3 separate regions of the Homo sapiens genome follow, and regions 1 and 3 are each linked to region 2. A link is a loop called in an ENCODE intact Hi-C map of the cell type or tissue named here. Cell type or tissue: ascending aorta. All regions are shown on one strand. Links, peaks and the distances in the headings refer to the core of each region. The heading gives the core; the rest is flanking DNA.

The links. A loop is a pair of places that touch in the nucleus more often than their neighbours do. Peaks named below come from ENCODE experiments on the same cell type or tissue, not always from the same donor. Only the 100,000 strongest peaks of a DNase experiment are listed, where the experiment ranks them.
Region 1: a loop joins it to region 2, with 2.2 times the contacts of the local background. A loop is called at or near these places in 4 of 110 quality-filtered maps.
Region 3: a loop joins it to region 2, with 2.2 times the contacts of the local background. A loop is called at or near these places in 2 of 110 quality-filtered maps.

Annotation. Positions count from the first base shown.
Region 1 is chr12:106,028,262-106,033,892 of GRCh38, reverse strand. No RefSeq gene overlaps it. Among named protein-coding and RNA genes, the nearest start is that of NUAK1, 110 kb to the left of the region's middle. In ascending aorta, for the core only: no CTCF peak of the experiment used is centred there; a DNase peak (open chromatin) is centred at 3,292; H3K4me3 peaks cover 647 bases; H3K27ac peaks cover 2,776 bases.
Region 2 is chr12:105,417,960-105,423,590 of GRCh38, reverse strand. No RefSeq gene overlaps it. Among named protein-coding and RNA genes, the nearest start is that of C12orf75, 90 kb to the right of the region's middle. In ascending aorta, for the core only: a CTCF peak has its summit at 2,750 (motif pointing left); a DNase peak (open chromatin) is centred at 2,730; H3K27ac peaks cover 2,047 bases.
Region 3 is chr12:105,964,375-105,970,005 of GRCh38, reverse strand. No RefSeq gene overlaps it. Among named protein-coding and RNA genes, the nearest start is that of NUAK1, 170 kb to the left of the region's middle. In ascending aorta, for the core only: no CTCF peak of the experiment used is centred there; a DNase peak (open chromatin) is centred at 2,851; H3K27ac peaks cover 2,636 bases.

The DNA of each region.
Region 1 (5,631 bases), core at 192-5,191, 610 kb before region 2:
TTAAGTAGGCATTTTGTGTTTTTATTTGCTCAATTTGGCAAAATCCGTTTGTACAATGGGAATAAAAGCAATCCCTCTCTCATGACCAGAATATGATCACCACAATCACTCAAGGCAGTCCCTAGCCCAGTGGCTGGCATGGAGTAGGCCCTCATCAAAAGATACTAAACAGAGACAAACATTTGTTTCTCTGTGCACTACTTGCCTTTGCAAGCAGCTGCCATTTATTTAAGCACTTAAGAAATCTCAGGCATTTTAGAGACATTATCTTAATCTTGTCCTTGCTCACTTAGCTTCAGTCACACTGGTCTCCTTTCTGTTACTCAGACACAAGCCAGCCTGTCCTGGCCCCAGGCTCTTTGCACAAAGTTCGCTCTGCCTAGACTGCTCTTGCCTCAACCCCTTTGCATAGCTGCCTCTTTTCACTGTTCAGGTCTTAGATCGAATCTTATTCCTCAGGGAAGACATCATGCTCAGCCCATCAAAGCTTCCCTCTTCTTGCCCTCAAGCCACATGTGTGTCATCTCCGTGTCTCGCCATCTGCCTAACACTGCTTATTGTCCAAGGCAGAGCCCCAGACAGAGAGGCCATGGTCACAAAGTAGGTGGGAAAGTCAAGGGAACACTGTCAGTGACTCTTGTCAGACACTGGTGGCTCCAGGTGGCTCAGCTCTGTAGCATTTCAGAGGGCCTGGAATGAAGAATAAGTCAAGCTGTGAGCTCACCCAACCTGGGTAGGATGTGAGGAGGGCAGGAGATGTCACCGCGGGCACAGGAGAGAAAAGCAGCAGCGGCTGATGCCTCTTAGCTGGGAGGGGACATTGGTGAGCATAGTTGAGCCCCTGCCACCCCTGACTCCTCAAACTCATTGGAAGGAATGTGATTGGAGTTGGAGCTTCCCTGACTGTGTGAGGATGAAGCCAGATAAATTCTGTTTGTTAAGGCACTAGGTAGTGTGGAAAATTGTGGCTAAAATTATGACTCTTCTTCTTTAAGGGAGGAAGAGCATGGCTAACTGGACTAAGGCAGAGAGAGAGGTGAAGAATGCTGATTTCACTTAGCCCTCCACAGCAGCCCCATACAACATTTTTGTGGACTAAGGGTGATCTTAGCCAGTGAAAGACTTTTGGTCTTATCAGTCTCCTGGCTGTGTCAGTCCTGAGAGCATTTGGTGGTGGTGGTGGTGGGGTGGGGGTGTTGGGTATGTTGTAGTGTGGAGAGGAATCTTCCCTCCAGCCAACTAGTAGCTGGGTGCTTTGACCCAGACAGTTCTTTAGGAGAAATTTCTTCCCCTATTCTCATGTTTTCATGAGGAAATTTTGCCCCACTTTCCAGGAGGTAAAGAATTTGGAAGTAATGCACTTCCTACTTTTTTCTTGCTGGATCTTCCCTCAAGGGATGAGGAGAGCTTAATCTGATTGATGTTCACCTCTTCCTCTCTTTCTCCTTTCAGTTTGGCCTGTCTGCAGGATGTAGGCTTTCTTCCAGAGCTCCCATAGACAGCTGCTCAGGTGGTGCACTGCAAAACTCCAGGAGTGCATTTGCAGACAGGGAGCAAATGGCACCCTCTAGAGTGCAGAGTGCAGGCCCTGTATTCTCCTGCAACTCTAGCCTCCTGCCAAGGTGTAAACACCTTGGGATCAGATATGGGACATTTTCATCATCACAGAAATTTCCACCGAAGAACTTTGGGCTGGATTTAGGGAAAAGTTGCAAGAACCTATTTAACCAGGGGAAGTCGGCTGTGTCCTCTAATTAAGCAGTACCAAGATTATAGGTGATAGTTTATCCTCCATCGGACTTCTGTATTTATAATTTTAGATGTGCCCTGGGGGCAGTGAGGCAGAGGTGAGATTAATCCCTTTAAATCCTAACACAACCAAGTAAGGACAAAGGTATAATAGAACTGAGCCCTAAAAGAGGCACTGAAAGGGAGGGGCCCAGCTGCCAAGGGACTTGAGGATGCCACACCCAGCACACATTAGGACTGACCACCAAGAGAGATCTGAGGGAGGGAAAGTGGTAAAGTCTTTCAGAAACATAACCCATACAATGGCTCCAGAACCCTTGAGATCCAGATCAGATTGACTTGAAACCTCATTCCATCCCCTCAGCAGTTCGACTCTCTTCTCCAGGTTTCTTTTTTTTTGAGATGGCATCTCGCTCTGTCACCCATGCTGGAGTGCAGTGGTGCGATCCCAGCTCACTGCAACCTCCACCTCCAGGGTTCAAGTGATTCTCCTGCCTCAGCCTCCCAAGTATCTGGGACTACAGGTGCATGCCATCTGCCCAGCTAATTTTTGTGTTTTTTTAGTAGAGCTGGGATTTTACCATGTTGGCCAGGTTGGTCTCGAACTCGTGACCTCAGGTGATCCACCCGCCTTGGCCTCCCAAAGTGCTGGGATTATAGGCATGAGCAACTGCGCCTGACCTCTTCTCTAGATTTCTGAGTATTCTTGACATTCTCAGGGTCCTTTTCTGCTTGAGACTAACCTATCTGCACTACGTCAACCCAGACCTGACTTTCAGCCCCTTCTTTGATTTTGATGCATCCCCCTCCTATCCCCATGCCAAATATTTGAGAGGAAATATGGAATGATGGTGAACAGTGAGGACTCTGAAGTCACACTGCCTGGGCCTGTCACTTACTACTAGCTTTGGGACCTTGGGCAACTTACCAAACTGGTCTGTGCCTCAGTTTCCTCATCTGGGGAATTGGAATAATAATTGAGTTATTGTAAGAATTAGATGGATTAATTTGTGGAAAATCCTAGAACAGTTCCTAGCACATAATAGCCCTTTTAAAAGGGTTAGTCAGTATTTGTAGGTATATCGGATTTCATGAAAATTTGGAGTCGACAGAGAGAAATCAGACTGTGTACACTGCTGTAAACAATTCAAAATATGCAGTTAGCCATTCCTGGTGTTAAATGTCTGTTCAGCTTCCGGCAAGGAAAGTTCTGATTAGCCTCCTACTGTATATGGTACTGATCTCCCCTATGTCCCCCTTTTTTCTTCTCCCTTCTTTGGCTGGGCGTCTCCAGAGTGGGGGTCCCAGCTGGCTGGAGCAGGGTATGGGGTTTTATCATCCAAATCCCTGACTGCTATTTTACAATGAGTTTTTATCATTCCAGATTTACGACTTTTCATGCGTTTATGCCAGTGGCATTTCAGGCTAAAATAGCTGTTGTTATCTATTTCAGAGGAAGTGGGAGATGGGAGCTTGCATACGTCGTCTGTGAGTAATCGACTGCGGCTTTGAGTCAGTAATTCCTGCTCCCCTTTCTGCAGGGTCTAGGCTGGGGGCTGTAGTGCAGCTGATCTGAGGTTTATTCTGGGGTGTTGCCTAAGCCCAGTGTAAGCACCACTCCTCTTAGCAAAAAATAAAAGGACCTGGAGTGGTGAACATGGGAGGAACTGGCACTGGTCTTAGAGCAGAAAAGACACAGGTCTCATGCTAGCTCTGCTACTTACCAGCCCTGTGATCTTGGGCCGTTTACTTCACTTCTCTGGGTTTCAGTTTCCTGACATGCAAAACGCTATAGCAACCTTACAAGGCTTTTACTACACTGTAGTTCAGTAGAATAGTGTATTTAAAAGGCAATAGTGCATTTTAAAAACCTGGTATACAGTGGGTGCTCAATAAGCAGTAGTTTTAACTTACTTTATTCATTGCTCATACAATGTTTATGAGGTAGGTGTTCTTGCCTTATTTTGATAGGCAAATTGCTGCAGGTTAGGAAGCTAATAAACACTTGAGCCGGGCTGGCAGCTGAACAGTCTAATTCCAAATGTTATGGTTTTGCCTTTTATATATCACACAAAGAAATCCATGAATACATTCTCTTTGTCAAAACTCAACAATTCATAAGCATATAGAGTGAAAAGTTAAATTCATCCCTCATCTATTGACTCCATTCTCCTCCTTAAATATAATCACCATTAACAGTTCATTATGAGTATAGTTCATTTTCTATGAAGCTTCATAATTTTTAAACACTTTTAAAAAAGGAATGGGATCTATATCTATCATCTCTCTCTCTCTCTTTCTCTCTTTCTCTGTTTGTCTACATATCTATCTATCTACCTATCTAATCTATCTATCTACCTATCTATTTAACCAGTTTTGTGACTCATTTTTGACATGTAGCTCTATGTCGTGGAGACTTTTTCATACCAGTACATGTAACTTTGCATCATTCTTTGTAACCACTATTTAAGAGTCTGTAAAATGATTGTATGATAAATTATGTAATCAAGTTTAATTATTATAATCAGGTGTTAATGTAATCAGGTATTAATGATTTATCTATTGAAAAATGTTTGGATTGTGTACAGTGTTTTACTTTTTAACTTCACTTGCTGGTTTTAATTTGACAGGACTTGATTCTGATGTAGTTCACATCTGTCAATCTTTCTTGTTACAGCTACTGCATTTTGTGTCTTGCTTAGGAAGGTCTTCTCCCTGTCTCAAGGTTGTAAAAACATTCTCCTATGCTTTCTTCTAGAATGCTAAAAATCACACCGTAATGCTAGAAGTGAAACCCAAAACATACTTTGTCACTTAAAGTGTGGGGTCAGTGTTATCGAGCTGTTGAAGATGAGAACTAATTGCCAGCCACTGGTCATGTTGTGTCTGAATTCATTTGTTATGGAGCATACTTCGTAGTTTTGGTTTCTATGTTGAACTCTAGTGCATCTGGGATTTATTGTTTTGAATGGTGTGGAGTAGGATCTAATTTTATTTTTTCTTTTGTAAGAGGGCAGTCTTGTCAATACCATGTATTGGATAGTCTTTCCTTTCTCTTCTAATTTAAATGGTCACCATTATTATTATTATGGGTCTATTTCTGAAATCTCCTCTTCCATTTATATATATATCCATTTTGATATATGTATATATATAGGCTTAGTTATATTAATCATTTATTCTGTTCCATTGTTCTATACAGAAGCCAATACTATATTGGCAAAAAGTAAGTGTTCAAATAATGCTAAATATTTTTGACTGAATTAATGTAGTGAATTAAATAGATGCCTTACTTCATGATTCTCGTATTTCTTTGATTATGCTCCTAAATCTGATCTGTTAATATTTATTTGGAATTTTCATTAGTTTGGTGAAGATGGACTATGGTTTCTGAAATCTTACCTGCGAATATTTATTTGGAATTTTGCATTAGTTTGATAAAGATGGACTATAGTTTTCTAAATCTGACCTGTTAATATTTATTTGGAGTTCTGCATTAGTTTGGTGAAGATGGACTATGGTTTTCTAAATCTGACCTGTCAATATTTATTTTGAATTTTGCATTAGTTTGGTGAAGATGGACTACGGTTTTCTAAATCTTATCTGTTAATATTTATTTGGAATTTTGCATTAGTTTGGTAAAGATGGACTGTAGTTTTCTAAATGTAACCTGTCAATATTTATTTGGAATTTTGCATTGGTTTGGTGAAGTTGGACTATAGTTTTCTAATCTGACCTGTCAATATTTATTTGGAGTTTTGCATTGGTTTGGTAACAGTGAACTATTTTGCATTGGTTTGGTGAAGCTGGACTATGGTTTTTTTATTTGCGTGCTCTCCTTGTCTGGCTTTGGTATCAGTGAACGAGTCCCATAGTCTTTCA
Region 2 (5,631 bases), core at 432-5,431:
AAACTGGATTTTTAACTGACTGCAATATGACAAACATATGTGAAAAAAGAAAGACACAATAGGAAAATGGAGTGAAAGAAGGGCAGAGAGTGAAGGACAGTGTAATTGAGGTACAAGTTTCAATGACATCTGAAGATTATGAAAATCTGGGGTTTTCCTGGTGCCCCATCTCTCCCAGTGACTCAGTAAGATAGGAAATGAAGGCTAACTCTGATTACCTAGTTGACTATTTTAAACTCCAGCCATTTATAGAGCACTAATTAGAAATCATTTCAAGCAAAACATCTGTTCATTGATTTGCTGAAACATCAATATTGGCTGTCTATGAGAATAATTTGCATTTCATTGCTAAGGAAAAAACATTAGTACCTGGAAACCAAAGAAAGCAAATCTAGACCCACGAAGATCCTCAGTTTTTTTCAGAAGGCAAACCACCATGAATTATTCTAATTATTTGACCTTTTCACTCCAGAATAATCCAAAGCGAGCACCTGCAAAGGGAGTGGGGTGAAGTATCGAGTTCATAGAAGCCCTCAACAGGTATTCTATTTTTGAGGTTCCATATTTTCAAATTTATACCAATTTTGCATTCTTCTTCATAAATACATTTGTTTCCATGTAAAAGCATTTTAGGTATTTATCAACTACTTATTTCAACAAATCTACTAGTGAAATGTATTCTCTGACTGCATGCACCCCATGTGTCTTGCGACTTCTCACACATTAAGAACACCAACACCCCAGGTGTTACAGATTAGAGAAACTGGGATAACAGTGGCACAAAACAATGGGTCTCTGCTTGCTGCTTGCCAGCACCTGTTCTGAGTGTTTTTCATATATTAACTCATTGAGAAAACTGAGTCACAAAAGACTAAGTTGCTTGCCCAAAGTCACAAAAATTGTGAGGGGTAGAGTTAAGATTTGAATGCAATATCTGGCTCCTGACCACGAGGCTATATGCCTCTCAAGTTCCTCAATTTTTGACATAAAACATTACCTGTCATCTGAGGACTATAATAAAGAGTGTGTTAGAACACTCTGCTACACTATGCTATGTTATACTATCTTATACCAGACTATAGCATATTATTCTACACTATACTGCACTATGCTATGCTACACTATATGATACTGTGCCTCACTATATTATGCTACACTGTACTACACTATGCTGTATTATACTATACCACACTATATGATAAGTAGGCACAGACTTTGGGGGTGACTTGTTAGTATCTGTCAAAATTCTACATGCTCACCCCTGAAACCTGGCAACCCCATTTTTAGGATCCATCCTAGTGAAAGACTTGCAGAAATGGACGAGGCACACACAGGCACCCTTGCCACACTGCTTTTTAAAGGGGAAAATTCAAAAAGTCTAAATAGCCTTTGACACTGGAATTCTTTCATTCTAGACATTCCTACAGTGGATTGCCATTGTAGCATTAAAGAACAAGGTCAATGTTTATGTGTGGCATGGAAAACTCTCTAAGGTACAGGATTAAGTGAAAAGGGCAAGTTACAGAAAGATATGTACAGAATGAGGCAGGGATTTAGACATTTAGGTTGAAAACAACATAAACTGTATTTTTGTACATGAAGCAGACTCCATGACAAAGAGCAGTAGGGATTTCAGTGTTTGACGATGGTTAATGGTGGCCCAAGAGACACCTAATTAGGAGACTAGATAGTAGACATTGCAGTTATTCACCAGAAGCAAAAAGAGTGACAGGCACACTGGGGGTGTAAGAAAATGCCCCCCTTTATCCAAGATGCTTAAGAAACTAGAAGAATGTCCTGCAGGATAGCATAGGGGCAAATCAAAAAGGACTTTGAGGGGATGTGGCATGGAATACAGACTGATGATAATCCCTGGCCTGGCCCTTTGCTCTGACTGTTCAAAAGGTTGTCTGCATCCCACAGAGAGATGAATCGCGTGGCTTAAAGTCGCCCAGCTATACCTGTAATCCCAGCACTTTGGGGGGCCAAGGCAGGCAGATCACAAGATCAGGAGTTCGAGACCAGCCTGGGCCAACGTAGCGAAACCCCATCTCTATTAAAAATACAAAAAATTAGTCAGGCGTGGTGGCTCATGCCTGTAATCCCAGCTACTCGGGAGGCTGAGGCAGGAGAATCACTTGAACCCAGGAAGCGGAGGTTGCAGTGAGCGGAGATGGCGCCATTGCACTCCAGCCTGGGCCACAGTGCGAGACTCTGACTTGAAAAAAAAAAAAATCACCCAGCTACATAGGGACTGAGCTGGTATTACATACCAGATGCCTGTAACTCCAAAGCACTCCACTTTCAATTCACTCAGCTCTAAACTGTTGATCTTTAAGTTGCTTTCCAGGTGTTTTCAAAGAGTGTCTTGATCTCTGACACAAATTGTATAAACAAACTAGGGCCCAGGCCACCAGACTCCAGGGGCTCCTAAGACATGTCCAAAGAGAGCAGGTGTGTCATTTTCTATGAGAAGTTTTGGTTTCCATGTTCACCTTAAATTGTGCATAGGATTTTTATTTGAAATTATTGATATTTTTCTCCATTCTGTTTCATTGCAGCCACCCACCAATAAATAATATTTTTAAAAATATTACCTATTCTACATGCTCTCCACATCTCTTCTGGCACATTTTGTCACTTAGTCACTCTGCTGTGCTTTGTACACCTTGTTTCTTTCTGCTCTGAACTTGAAAGGCCCAGAAACAGCATTGGCCCAGAGGCAAATCAGATTGCTGTGGGGATACTGCCCTCTGCAGGCCACTGCTATGCATTTCCCTTTATCCTTAAGGATACAGGCCATCAGTAATAGCTGTTACATTCTGACTTCTTCATGGATTATCTCATTTAGTTTTCACAATATCCCTCCTGAGGTTAAGAACTATTATTATCTCCAGTTTTTGCAGAAGAAACCTGAGTCCCAGAGGGGTTAGGTAACTTGTTCAAGATCACACAGCTAACAAGTAGCAGAAACAGGATTTGAACCTAAGCCATCTCTCTCCAGAATCTATCCTGCCAACCACTATAGCAGACTTCCCAGAGGGAAGGTAACTGCCCATTTTTGAGCAGCTGTATCATGACAGGCATCTTACATACAATACCTCATTTAATCCATCTGTCAGCCAAAGGTAAGTAAATTAACTCAAAAAAACTAATTGACTTACCTGTGAACCCGTGGCTGGTAAGTCAGGTCTTTCTGAGTCCAAAGCATTGGCTTCGTCCACGTGGTTCTCATGCAGGTGCACTGCTCAGCTCTTCTTTTCAGAGAGCATTGGCCAAGGGTGCAATTGACTGACAGCCAGCAGCTGTGTGCCTTTAGAATCACTGTGGCATTTGCACCAAGGCCACCATCTCCCTGAATTCTCCCAGCCATGAGTGAGCATGAGGGAGGATTAGAGCCAGGCCACATCTGCCCAGGATAGGCCTCCTGGATGGAACCTGTGCCTGGAGCCTGCCCCTGGGCCTGAGGAGGCCCTCTCAGAGCCGCACTGTAGTCCTAGCTCTCCTCCCTAAGTCCTCCTGCCTGCCTGCCCCCACTTTGCCGGTAGCAGGTGGCATTGTGGTCTGAGGATCTCCCACCCATTCCTGCTCCCTCCTCCTTTATCTTTCATAGGTAATTTAGCATCCTGGGCACTGATCTTACCCTCATGTTGCTCACATCAAAAGATTAAGATTAGTCATGAACATCAGCAACTGTGTGGCAGATGTCGAGGGAGAAGCCTGGAGTCTGTATTCAGATCGGGACACAGTCCTGCATCTGCCATCTGGTACAAGTTCTTTCTCAGTCACCCAGCCACTGTTTCCACCTCTATAAATGGAGCCCAGTAGAGCACCACAGGCCACATGCTTTGACAGCTAACAAAGCTTTGGGCAGACCTAGGTTCAACTCCTGGCTAGATAAACTCATGAGGGATTTCGCTTCTCCACACTTCAGTTTCTTCATCTGTATAACAGGCACACTAACACACATCTTGTGGTTCTGCTGTGACAATTAAGAGTGGTATATATGTGGCTGGGCACAGTGGCTCATGCCTTTAATCCTAGCACTTTGGGAGGCCAAGGCAGGCAGGCCACCTGAGGTCAGGAGTTACAGACCAGCCTGGTCAACATGGTGAAACCCCATCTCTACTAAAAATACAAAAATTAGCCTGGTGAAGTAGCACATGTCTGTAGTCCCAGCTACTCAGGAGGCTGAGACAGGGAGAATAACTTGAACCTGGGAGGCAGAGGTTACCGTGAGCCAAGATCGGGCCATTGCACTCCAGCCTGGGAAAAATAGTAAGACTCCTTCTCAGAAAAAAAAAAAGAGTGACATATATGTAAAGAATCTTCATAGAAAATATGAAATGCAGGGCAGCTATTTGCCAAATTCTTTTCATAGGAATAAGAAAAGATCATATATGGGGAAGTGCTTTGTAAGGAATACTAGCCAGACAGAGGTTAGTTATTGCTATAATTATAAATGCTGCAAGAAGGAATGGAATTAAGCAGTCTGGAATTCAAAGGAGGGGGAGATTTCACAGCACTAGGGAAAGAGGAGTCGGGCGTTGGAAAGGCAGAGGTGGTGTCCAGATGTGGGGACCAGCAAAGGCAAGAAAGCACAGCGCCTGCCGGCAAATCGCTCTGGGGCTGCATTCCCTCAGGGTCCTACTGGAAGAGCACAAATGCATCTGACGAAGGCACCCAGGGCAGCGTGTTAATGGAAGGAATGTGTGGAGGAGGTAGGAGAAGTGCCTCAGCTATCTCAGGCCTCAGGCAGTTTAACAGGGAGTTTATCATCACAAGGAGACACAAGATGCAGAAGAGCATCCAAGACACTGCAGGATAGCTATGGGAGTTCCAAGGGTACCTGCCCAGGAGATGGGGGCATGAAGAGCAGATTCCCTTAGACCGCAAGGAGAAATGAACATAGCCCAGGCAGAGGACAGCCACAGGCAGGGAGGCAGCAGCTCTTCATATTTGGATCCCACTTTTCCACAAGTGTTCACAGACATCTGCCTGGCTACCATGACACTGAGGCGGGACTAGAAAGATGGCCGCCCCTTCAGCAAGCTCATCCCACGCCCCTTCCCACTCCATCTGGGTGGGGCTGATGTTGCCCATGCAGCTGGGATGGAATTTAAGATTCATGACACTGGCATTCCTATGTGGAGGCTCTGGGGCAGGGCAGGGCCATGCTGAGCCCACATCCAGCATTTTTCACACGTCCCTACCCTGGTCTCCACATTCCTGACTGCACACACATACTTGTGCACGTGACCACTTCACCACCTTTTTAGTGAGCACAGCTGACTCTTTCCACTGTTGGGAGGTATTCATGTGTGGGGTAAATTGAATAAATGACAAGTATCACTATTTCCAGTGGCTCAGTTAAGTTCCATTACCTTATGAGTGAACACAAGGCTCTCAATTCCCTGGTTCTTAAGAATGACCCAGTACAAAGTAACTGGTTGAAAACCCCCTCATTTATTAGCTGTGTGCCAGGGTCACGATGCTTAGCACAGTGAAACTAATGATGTCTGCCTCACAACGCTGATGTGAGAATTAAATGTAGGTAATGTAGGTAAGCTTCAACCACCCTTAGCACCACCAAGTCTTGAGGAAATGCTGCTGAAATTCACAAAATGTTTG
Region 3 (5,631 bases), core at 263-5,262, 550 kb before region 2:
ACCCTGTAGTTTTCCCTTTTAAAGTGTCATAGAAATGGAATCAGACAACTTTTTGAGTCTAGCTTTCTTCACTTAGCATGATGCATTTGAGATTCATCTATGTTGTATGTATCAATAGTTCATTCCCTTTAATTGCTGACTTGTAACCCAACATGCAGATTTATTTGTTTATCCATCCACCAGTTGAAAGACATCTGACTTGTTTCCAGTTTCTAGTAATTATGAATAAAATTAGTATAAACACTACTGTAAACATTTACATACAGGTTTTCATGTAGATATATATTTGTTGGGCGGGGGGGCGGTGTAAATGCCTAGGAGTGGGTTTGTGTCATATGGTAAGTGCACGCCAAACTGTTTTTCCAAAGTGGTTGCACCATTTTATATTCCAACTAGCAGTTTATAAGAGTTGCAGTTGCTCTGCATTCTTGTCAGTACTTGGAATTGTCAGGCTGTCTTTAAAAAAAAAATACTAGCCACTTTAATAGGTATGTATTGGTATTTCACTGTGGTTTTAATTGACATTTCTCTAATGACTAATGATGCTGAGCATCTTTTTGTGTGCTTATTTGTCATATACATATATATGTACATCTTCTCTGATGAAGTGTCGGCGTAAATTTTTTGCCCATTTTTTACTGAGTTGTTTGTTCTCCTACTGTTGAGTTTTGAGAGTTTTTAATATATTCTGCCTCCCAGTCCATTATTAGATGTATAATTTCCAGATATTCTTCTCCCAGTCTTTAGTTTATCTTTTCATTCTTTTAACAGTGTAAAAGTTTTACTTTTGATTAAGTAAGTCCATTTTACCATGCTTTTGTGTCATTTCTAAGAACTCTGCCTAATCTTAAGTCACAAAGATTTTCTTCTAAAGGTTTTATTATTTTACATTTTCCACTTGGGTATGTAACTCATTTTGAGTTAATTTTTGTATAAAGTGTGAGATATATATATATATAGGTTGAAGTCCACTTTCTTTTGCACATGAACATCCAATTTTTCCAGCACCATTTCTTGAAAGGACTATCCTTTCTCTATTAAATAGCCTTTGCACCTTTGCCAGAAATCAATTGACCATATTTGGGTGGGTCTATTTCTGGATTCTTCATTCTGTTCCATTGATTTATGTGTCACACTTTTTGCCAATACCACTTTTTGCCAATCAAGATCACAATGTCTTGATTATTGTAGCTGTATAGGAAGTCTTAAAATCAGGTAGTGTGGACTCCCCTACTTTGTTCTTCTTATTTAAAATTATTTTGTCTGTTCTAGCTTCTTTGCCTTTCTATAAAGATTTTTAGAATCAGCTTTTTGTCATCTCAAAAAAGCCTGCCAGGATTTTAATCTCTAGTGTGTTGAATCAATTTGAGGAGAATGACATATTAATAAGATCAAGTGTTCTAATCCATGAATGCAGCGTATCTCTCCATTTACTGAGAGTTCTTTTTCTCTTATCAGTGTATTTTAGCTTTTAGCATATAGGTCTTGCAATATTTTGTTAGATTTATACCTAAGTATCTTATTATTTTTGGTGTTATTATATAGGGTTCTGTTTATTTAATTTCAATTCCTAGTTGTTTATTACCAGTATTCAGAAATAAGATTGATTTTTTTAAGTATTAACTTTGTACGCTTCAGATTTGTTAAGCTCACTCCTTATTTTCAGTAGCATTTTTGCAGATTCCTTGGGGTTTCCTATGTGAATAATCACATACTTTGAGATGAGAAAGTTTGATTTCTGCTATATGCCTCACAGTTTTTTTCTTTGCTTTATTGCACTGGCTAGGACTTCCAGTAGGAGGAAAAGGAATGATTAGAGCAGACATTTTCACCCTTGTTTTGCTCCCAATCTGACAGGCTAAGAATTCAGTCTTTCACCATTGAATATAATGTTAGCTGTTTTTTTTTTTTTTTTTCCCTGTAGATGCCCTTTATTAGGTTAAGGAAGTTCTCTTCTATTCTTAGTTTACTGAGAGTTTTGATCATGATGTTAAATGTTTCAAATGCTTTATTTGAATGTATTGAGATAATCACATGATTTTTTTTCTTTAATCTGTTAATATGGCAAATAACATTGATTTTTTATTGTTGAGCCAGCCTTGCATTTTCAGGACAAAATCCACTTGATTGTACCATCCTTTTTCTGTACTGCTGTATTTGATTTTTTAGTATTTGTGGAGGATTTTTGCATTTATAAGGGGTATTGGCAGCTAGATTTTCAGATGTTTATGAGAATAAAGTTAAAGGCAGCAAGATAGAAGATTAAGCTATTTGAATGGAATTATAACAGTAATAAAAATAATGCTCAACACTTATTAAGTGCTTCCTATATGTCAGGCACTATTCTAAGCACTTTAAATGTATTCATTTATCTCATTATCATAACAGTGCTATGAGGTAAGTACTATTATTATCCCCATTTTACAAAAATAGAAGTGGAGTCAGACAACTTCAGAGTCTGTGCCAAATATTTATTTATATAAATGATATGACCCACTTCTTTTCAGAGCGCAAGTGTAATCAAATCTCCTGCATTCTTCCAGTGAACAATTGTTCATATCCCCGTTAGTAGAAGTTCTGTATCGTTTTCTTGAAGATTCCTCCCTCTTTGCCCTCATCCAAATGATCTGAGGTCCCTGGAGGCTTTATAAGTTCAAAGTGTTTTGCCTTGCCTCCAAATCCTGAGCGAGGAATAAACTAGAAAGTTGAATCTGGTTCCTAGGACTGCTGTTTCTGTGGCTTCCCAGTGAGATATCTGTGGAATGTTGGTCCCACATAACCTAGAGAAGAATGTCCTATGCCTCTGGGATGAGGGTGCTGGCCTTGGGGGGGTCTCTGTGGGGCTTGCTTGGGCTCAGATATTATTCTGAAGGCCACCATTTGGACAGGATGTCCAGGTCTGGAGGGATTACTGGGCTCAGCCACATGTTACGCAGGGCCAGGCCATTTTCTTTGACTTCTTAGGCCAGAGACCTAGTCATCAGTAACAAAATCTTTAGATTTTTGCATTAAAATATTTCTTGTTTCTTTCGGAAAAAAAGTGAAGATGTGGTCCACTTATGCCTACATTCTTCTGCAACAACAGTCAGCGGAAGCTGAGCGAGCATTCAGTGGGCAGGGTCTCTGGTACATCCCACTTCCTGCCACTTACAGTGTTCTTGTGACTGCTTAGTCCCTGAATGCATTTGTGCTTTCAATTTGTGCCATAGGCCTTTGCACTGGGCTTGGATTCTGCGTATATTTGTTAAAGTAATATTTATCGAGTGCCAAATGCTTATCAGGTACTGCCCACTGTGAATGCAGAAGTGAGCAAAATAGACAATAATCCTGACTTCCAGGACCTTACATTTTGTTTGGGGGGACATAGCCAGTAAGCCAAATAAGCACGTTATATAATTCTTTATGTAACTGTATAATTCTAAATGTAATTTAATAAAGTGCTGGGGAGAAAAATAAAAGCAGGGATGGTAGACTGGAAATGTCAGGCAAGGCAGGGTTGAAAGTGTCACAGGTTGTTAGTGATGGCTTCAGGAAGAGGATGACATTTGAGCAAAGAACTAATCCATTTGCATATTGGAGAAAAGAACATGCCAAGCAGAGGGAACAGAGAGGCACAAGGCCCCGAGTCTGGAGCACGTTTGCCAGTTTGAGGGTTAGCAAAGAGACATTGTGGTTCCAGCAAAGTGGGCAAAGAAGAGTAGGAATAGGAGAGGAGGTGAAACAGTTGGCGGGATCCAGTTTATAGCGGACCTCTTTGGGTTTTGGAGGCAACATATTCTTCATTTGAGTGTGTTATTCCAGCCCATTTACTGAGCGACCTGCAAAGCTGCTAGTTTTGAGTGGGACCCAGAACAAGAGAAGGCTCTGCGACAGGTCCAGGCCACTGTGCAGGCTGCTGTGCTGCTTGGTCCATACGATCCAGTAGATCCATTGGTCCTTGAAGTGTCAGTGGCAGATAGGGATGCTGTTTGGAGCCTTTGGAAGGCCTTTGTAAGTGAATTGCAACACAGGCCTTTAGGGTTTTAGAGCAAGGCATTGTTATTACCCACAGATAACTGCTCTCCTTTTGAGAAACAGCTCTTGGCTTGCTATACAGTCTTAATAGAGATCAAATACTTAACTAAGGGCCACCTGCATTTATAATCACCTCAAGTTATCATGCAACCTGAGCTACGCATCATGAACTGGATATTATCTGAGCCACCTAGCCACAAAGTTTGGTGTGCACAGCAGCATTCCATTATCAAATGGAACTGGTATTTATATGATTGGATATGAACAGGTCCTGAAGGCACAGATAAGTTACATGAAGAAGTGGCCCAAATGCCCATGGTCCCCACTCCTGCTCCACTGCCTTTTCTCTCCCAGCGTGTACCTATGGCCTTGTGGGAAGTTTCCTACAGTTGTTGACAGAGGAAGAGAAGCTTGGGGGGTGTTTACAGATGGTTCTTTATGATATGCAGGCATCCTCTGAAAGGGGACAGCTGTACTACTATAGCTCCTTTCTGGGACATCCCTGAAGGACACCGGTAAAGGGAAGTCCTTCCAGTGGGCAGAGCTTCAAGAAGTTCACCTGGCCATCTACTTTGCTTGGAAAGAGAAATGGCCAGATGTATCATTATATACTGATTCATGGGCTGTGGCCAATAATTTGGCTGAATGATCAGCAATTTTGAAGGCATATGATAGAAAAATTGATAAGAAGAAAATTTGGGGAAGAGGACAGACCCCTCTGAATGGGCAAAAAATGTGAAGACATTTGTGTTCAACATAAATGCTCACCAAAGGTTGACCTCAGCAGAGGAGAGCTTCGATAATCAAGAGGATAGAATGACCCATTCTGTGATAGTAGTTGGCTTCCTGCTTTCGGATCAGACTCAGACTGGAGCTTACACCCTTAGCTCTCCTAGTTCTTGGGCCTTAGAACTTGGACTGGAACTAGACCATTGGCTCTCCTGGTTCTCAAGCTTGCTGACTGCAGATTGTGGGACTTCTCAGACTTCATAACTGTGTGAGTCAATTCCTTATAATAAATCTCTCTCTCCATATATGTATATACATATATATATATACATATACACACACACATATATATGTCTCTATATATATACCTGTCTCTCTCTATATATATCTCTCTACATATATAAAGTATATACACACAATATAATTATACATATATGCACAGTGTGTATATATATACAACACAATGCTATATGTATGTGTATATATCCTATTGTTTTAGTTTCTCTGTAGACCCCAGACTATTAATACAGACAGAGTAGAAGGAGATGGAGTAAAACAGTTGGTGGGGGTCCAGCTCATTTAGAACCTTGTTGGTTGTTGTGAGAACTCCAGCCTTTACTCTGAGTGAGAAGGGGGGAATAAGAGAGTTGTGAGCAGAGAAGTGACTGGAGTGGACTTGAGTTTTAAAGTTGTAAAAGCGTCACTCTTACTGCTGTCTTGAGAATAGAGTGTTGGAGTCCAGGGGTTGAACACGGGGACCAATTCAAAGGCAATTGCAATAATTCAGAGAAGACTTGAGGGGTTACCCAAACCAGGGTGATAAGGGTAAAAGCAGTAAAACGTGGTTCGGTTCTAGATAGATTTTGAGACTTTGAGGGATCTTGGTGA